Linked DNA regions of Homo sapiens: region 1 is linked to region 2. The links are chromatin loops, found by intact Hi-C in ENCODE. Cell type or tissue: K562. All regions are shown on one strand. Each heading gives the region's core, and the rest is flanking DNA. Links, peaks and the distances in the headings are about the cores only. Region 1 has its middle 17 kb from the start of OR8S1. Region 2 has its middle 32 kb from the start of LALBA.

The links. Hi-C counts contacts between places; a loop is a spot of excess contacts. Peaks named below come from ENCODE experiments on the same cell type or tissue, not always from the same donor. Only the 100,000 strongest peaks of a DNase experiment are listed, where the experiment ranks them.
Region 1: a loop joins it to region 2, with 2.7 times the contacts of the local background. A loop is called at or near these places in 42 of 110 quality-filtered maps.

What each region holds. Positions count from the first base shown.
Region 1 is chr12:48,540,857-48,543,774 of GRCh38, forward strand. No RefSeq gene overlaps it. Among named protein-coding and RNA genes, the nearest start is that of OR8S1, 17 kb to the left of the region's middle. RefSeq lists a silencer at 1,569-1,678. In K562, for the core only: a CTCF peak has its summit at 1,649 (motif pointing right); a DNase peak (open chromatin) is centred at 1,645.
Region 2 is chr12:48,600,104-48,603,021 of GRCh38, forward strand. No RefSeq gene overlaps it. Among named protein-coding and RNA genes, the nearest start is that of LALBA, 32 kb to the left of the region's middle. RefSeq lists an enhancer at 1,600-2,799. In K562, for the core only: no CTCF peak of the experiment used is centred there; a DNase peak (open chromatin) is centred at 1,068.

The DNA.
Region 1 (2,918 bases), core at 309-2,808, 59 kb before region 2:
ATTCAAAACTTTTTGAGCACCAACATGAAGCTCAAAGGAAATGCTCACTGGAGCATCTGAATTTTGGAATTTAAGATTAGGGATGCTCAGCTGGCAAGTGTGATGAAAATATTCCAAAATCTGAAAAACTGTGAAACCCAAAACATTCCCTCCCAAGCATTTTGGATGAGAGATACTCATCCAAAATGTGTATCTCCAAAATGTGTTTAAAATAAAATCATATTTTGCATACCTGAGTCTGTGGGCTAAAAAATTACAATACACCACTGATCAAGAAAATGCAAGTTAGACCAGGCACGGTGGCTCACACCTGTAATCCCAGCACTTTGGGAGGCTGAGGAGGGTGGATCACCTTAGGTCAGGAGTTTGAGACCAGGCTGGACAAAATGGTGAAACACTGTCTTTACTAAAAGTACAAAAAACTAGCCAGGCATGATGGCAGGCACCTGTAATCCCAGCCACTTGGAGGTTGAGCCATAAGAATCACTTGAACCTGGGAAGTGAAGGTTGCAGTAAGCTGAGATCACACCATTGCACTCCAGCCTGGGCGACAAGAGCAAAACTCCATCTCAAAAACAAAAAAAAAAGAAGAAAATGCAAGTTTGTGTTGACATTACCTTTACTCCCTGAGACATCTGTGTCTTTGGACAGGAGACAAAAATGATGAACTACCTAGTGTCTTTACAGATTTTCAGACAGAGTTCGAATTTTATCATTTTGTTGCTTGACTTCCACAATAATCAAGCTATAGATTATGAATTTTAAAAGTGTTACAATGCAGTCCTGCAAAGATAATGCAGGACTGCATGTGTTACAATGCAGTCCTGGTCACACACAGAAACCATCGAGGTGCTAAGGCAGCTGACTAAGCCTGTCTTGTATAATAGAATTCACCAGATATTGTGGGGAGAAGATGGAGAAGGCCTTGCTCTTACAGTTAGCTGAGCTCATTACCCATCGCTGATTCCTGATCTGAGGGTGAAGCAGGTCCTGGCATTACCTTATAGAGAGAGGACAGCTGGAACCCATGCCAGGTCTCACTGGACACCTTGTGTGAGACATCCTTTGGCTGTGACATTTCTCCTTACTTCAAGTTACTTCTGTGTTGTATCCTTTTCCCAAAGTAACCATAGGTTGGTAAGCATCATTATTTGGGGTCCTGTGAGGGACCAGAAGTGTTTTTGGACTTTGCAATTGAAGAAAAATTAGGTGTTTTGGACTTAGCCATTACTCTCTGCCTAACTGCTGCCATTAGTTCAGCCAGCCAGCATCATATGTGGGATTAGAAATTTGTCTCCCCAACTCATTTTTAGCTAAAACTATAACTAAGGCATTATTTAGATAGAAAAGGGGTGGTTCCGATAAAGAGGATGAAAATGAATCATTGACGCCATGTGGTTGGTTGCCTACTTGCCCTTAGTTTGAAGTAGCACATGCTTTGAAATCACTTGCTGATAATAAACCTTCCCAGTGAGATCTGAAAATTATAAAACTGAAACCTCAGGAGCTAGTAAAATGGATTGGCAGGAAATTTCAATCCAGTGGCAGGTCCACTAAAATTCAGTTCCACGGTTGCTGCATTAGCAAAGGTAAAAGGAAGCCCAAAGATCTCCTTTGGCTGAGCTTCACATTCTCTGGCCAGGAGACGGCGCTCCAACCAAAGGAAGCTGGGCAACCATAACCTGACACCGGGTTGTAACTATGAGACTAATTACTACTAAGAAGATATTTAGTTAAGTTGAAATGTATTTCTAATATGTAGGCAATTTTAATTTTGATGTAGTTGTTTAATTTTTCTGTAATTAATGGGCCATTGAAAATTGCATTCTTGTTAATTGTTGGAATTTTCTTACTGGCCTTACATGGCAAGTTTTGGTTATTCCTCAGCCATTATATATATATATATATGCCACCTTTTTATGGCAAAAATTACTTTTTGGTTGTAAAGTTGTTTATTCTGTGTTCTTTGCTAATAAAGATTTGTTATCGGCCGGGCATGGTGGCTCACACCTGTAATACTAGCACTTTGGGAGGCCAAGGGGAGCAGATCACGAGGTCATGAGATCGAGACCAACCTGGCCAATATGGTGAAACCCCATCTCTACTAAAATACAAAAAAAAAAAAAATTAGCTGGGCGTGGTGGCTCGTGCCTGTAGTCCCAGCTACTCAGGAGGCTGAGGCAGGAGACTCACCTGAACCTGGAGGTGGAGGTTGCAGTGAGCCAAGATCATGCCACTGCACTCCAGCCTGGTGAGAGAGCAAGACTCTGTCTCAAAAAAAAAAAAAAAAAAAAAAAAGACATTTCAAATGGGGCAAGCTGACTGATAATGGAAGGACGGCAAAAGGAAACATGAAAGTAAGGGGTTGTTAAGTGAAATCATTGAGACATTTTGTAGTGTTAAAAGCAGCTTCCCTTTGAGCCCTTGTTGAAATGGCTCCTGAGGGTTTTAGATCAAGGTGCAGTGTTCCTGTCCTTGAACACTGCTGAGTAGGGAAGAATGTTTGCCAGCTCCTAAGGGAATATTTGGGCTTACACTGGATCTTCAGTTGTCCGCTACCTTTGCAGGGACAGTTCATGGGGCAGCTGCTAGTTCACTAGACTGGATCAAGGGAAGGACGTGTCATACATACCCAGATTGTCTGAGCTCCTGGTTCTGATGTGTTTCACATACACATTGGTGGTTTCTAATCAAGAGAGTGAGCACATGCTAGTATGACCCTGTAGGGGGAAGAATATTGGAGCTCCCTCCAGGGCTGTCTCCAGGACTCCTTGATGGGAGGCAGCTTTTGGCTGTGGTGCATATCCTTACTTTAATGCTGTTGCTACATTTGTATCATTTTTCCTGCAAATCATAGATTTGTAAGCAACGTCATTTTGGGTCCCTGGAGTCTTCTTTATCAATGGAGTCCTGTCTAA
Region 2 (2,918 bases), core at 115-2,614:
ACTCCAATACTGCCAGTAAAGAAGCCAGAAGGGTCATACTGGTTACCATGAGACCTTCAAGCTATTAATCAGATAGTCCAAATTACACATCCTGTTATTTCCAACCCTTACACTATTATCAGTAGGAAGGCTAAAGCAGGTTTAACCCTCTTATTCTGTATTTCTTTCCTCCCCATCTCTATCACTAGTCCCTTATTATTAATGTAACCAAGTCAAGCTCACCCCTATTACCTTTCACACTTGCCTTGTTATACCCTGTGGAGATTTGTCAAGTCAAAGGCAACTCTCCACCTCAGAAAAGTATCTCTGTCCTTCCTGGCTCCCCTCGGATTGGGCATTTATTAACTGGGATAAGCTAGTTTGGGAAAATTGTGATGAAGATTCCAGTGTGAACTGGGAATCTTGTCCTCCTAGAGCAGAGCTTCTCTGCCGAAGTTGGTCCAATGTTCTATGGAATACTAAAGAGCAAGTAGGGACCACCTCAACTAGTACTTGCAGTTTCCTAAAACCATATATTCATTTTGCTAAAGGAGTTACTCCTCCCAATTGTCAGCTGAACCAATGTAATCCAGTACAGATTACCATCTCTGCTCCCCAGAGTTCTTTCCCTTCATTAAGCCGTTTCTATTGTATAGGAGCAGAAGTCTCAGGGAACGACTCCATAGGATCCTTTGAAATATGCTTCATTGCTTCCCCACCTCCTGCACCCCCTTCTCCCTCTCCTAAATTCTCCTCTAACCAAACCTTTTTTTGTTATATACTCAGTGATAAAACCAAAGTAGTTGTTGTAGGGGTTAAAGATTTAGAACAAACTATAGCAATTGAAACAGGGTATCAAGATGCAAATGCGTGGCTGGAATGGATTAAATATTCTGTTCACATGCTAAACAAAAGCAACTGTTACGCTTGTATGACAGGCAGGCCAGAGACCCAAATTGTCCCCTTTCCACTTGGGTGGTCTTCTCACGGACTGGGCATGAGCTGCATTGTAGCTCTCTTTCAAAACCCCACTGCCTGGGGCGATGAGTCATGCAAGACTCTCTCACTGCTATTCTCAGAAGCCAAAGGCCCTGCAAGTCATCCTCTGAGAACCATCTGGCCTCCCACTTCTGATGTTAATTTCACCTTGTGTCTCGCAAGACAAGGGGAAAATTTAATGTCCCTCAGAAACCTAACTGGGTGCAGTGAAACTAAGCCCTTCCAAGAGCTTACCCATCAGTCTGCCCTGGTTCATCCCCGAACAGACGTATGGTGGTACTGCGGTGGACCACTACTGGGTACTCTGCCCAGTAACTGGAGTGGCACTTTCGCTCTAGTCCAGTTGGCCATCCCTTTCACCCTAGCATCTCGTCAACACAATAAGAGAGATAATCGGAAAAAAAGAAGTGCCCCTCACAGGTCTTTTGACTCACATGTATATATAGATGCTATTGGAGTTCTGCAAGAAGTGCCAGATGAATTTAAAGCCCGAAACCAAATAGCTGCAAGGTTTGAGTCAGCATGGTTCTGGTGGTCAACTATAAATGAAAATGTAAATTAGATAAATTACATCTACTATAATCAGCAGCGATTTGTCAATTATACAAGAGATACCATTAAAGGAATAGCTGAACAATCAGGCTCCACCAGCCAGGTGGCTTGGGAAAATAGGGTAACCCTTGATATGATGTTAGCAGAGAAAGGCGGAGTCTGTGTTATGATCAGAGTTCAACACTGCACTTTTATTCCTAATAACACAGCCCCCAGAGGAACAATAAAAAAAAAGCCCTACAAGGCCTTACCTCCCTATCAAATGAGTTAGCCAAAAATTCTGGAATAAATGACCCCTTTACAAGCCTCATGGAAAAATGGTTTGGGAAATGGAAAGGAATTATGACCTCAATATTCACCTCCCTTGTAATTGTTATAGGCGTGCTCATTCTTGTAGGATGCTGTATCATACCCTGTATTTGCGGTTTAGTGTGAAGACTTATAGAAACAGCTCTCACCAAAACCTCCTTTAGTTCTCCCCCACCCTATTCTGATAAACTCTTCCTTCTAGATACCCAAGAAGAACAACAGAGCCGGGGTATGCTGAGATGTTTTGAAGAGGAAAAGCTATAAAATCAGAGGGGGAAACTGTCAAAAATGATAAATTCCTCTTCAAAAGGCTTTAGTTCCTTGTCCTTTGTTTTTAAGACACATGCTGTAACATGGGTTTCTAGTTACCCATGTTTCTAGTTACCCATGCTGTAAACAACTCTTCCCATCCTTGCCACACCCTGACATGCCCAGACATGCCTCACACCATAATAGATAGCCTCCCTCTTCCCACCTAGTTAGCTGTATTCAATTTCAATCATTAACCAATCAGGTTAGCTTAGATTGTGCTGTTCAACTCCAGCCAATGGGGAAAGAACACAGCAGTAGGGACTGATTGCATTAGGGATAAAAACCCCTGCCCCACCACACTCGGTGTGCTCTTGCAATTGTGACTGGCACAAGCTGCACCCTTCTGCAGAAGTAAATTTGCCTTGCTGAGGAATTTTCTGCCTACATGTTGGTTTTCTTTGCAGCACCAAGCACTTGTTTCTAACAAGGATTTTAACCTCCATGTTAAAGGCCTTCTTAAATTCTTATAAAGACCACATAGAGTGTCAGTTTTACATGTTTTTCTCCTATAACTTTCTTTGATTACACCAGCCCTTTAGAAGGAATATTGGAAATACTCATCCAGTCTTACATGGACAGTGTTGTGAATAATAAAAAGGTATTAACATGAAAGTTCTTACCCAAGTCAACCTTCCCATAATGCCTGTAGAAAGGGAGCACAGTCCAAATGAGGGAAGTAGCCTGGAAATTCCAGGCTAGAGCCATCAGAGGGGTGAATCAGGACCCAAGTTAGAGACGGAGACGGTGGAGACAGCACCTGGAACAAA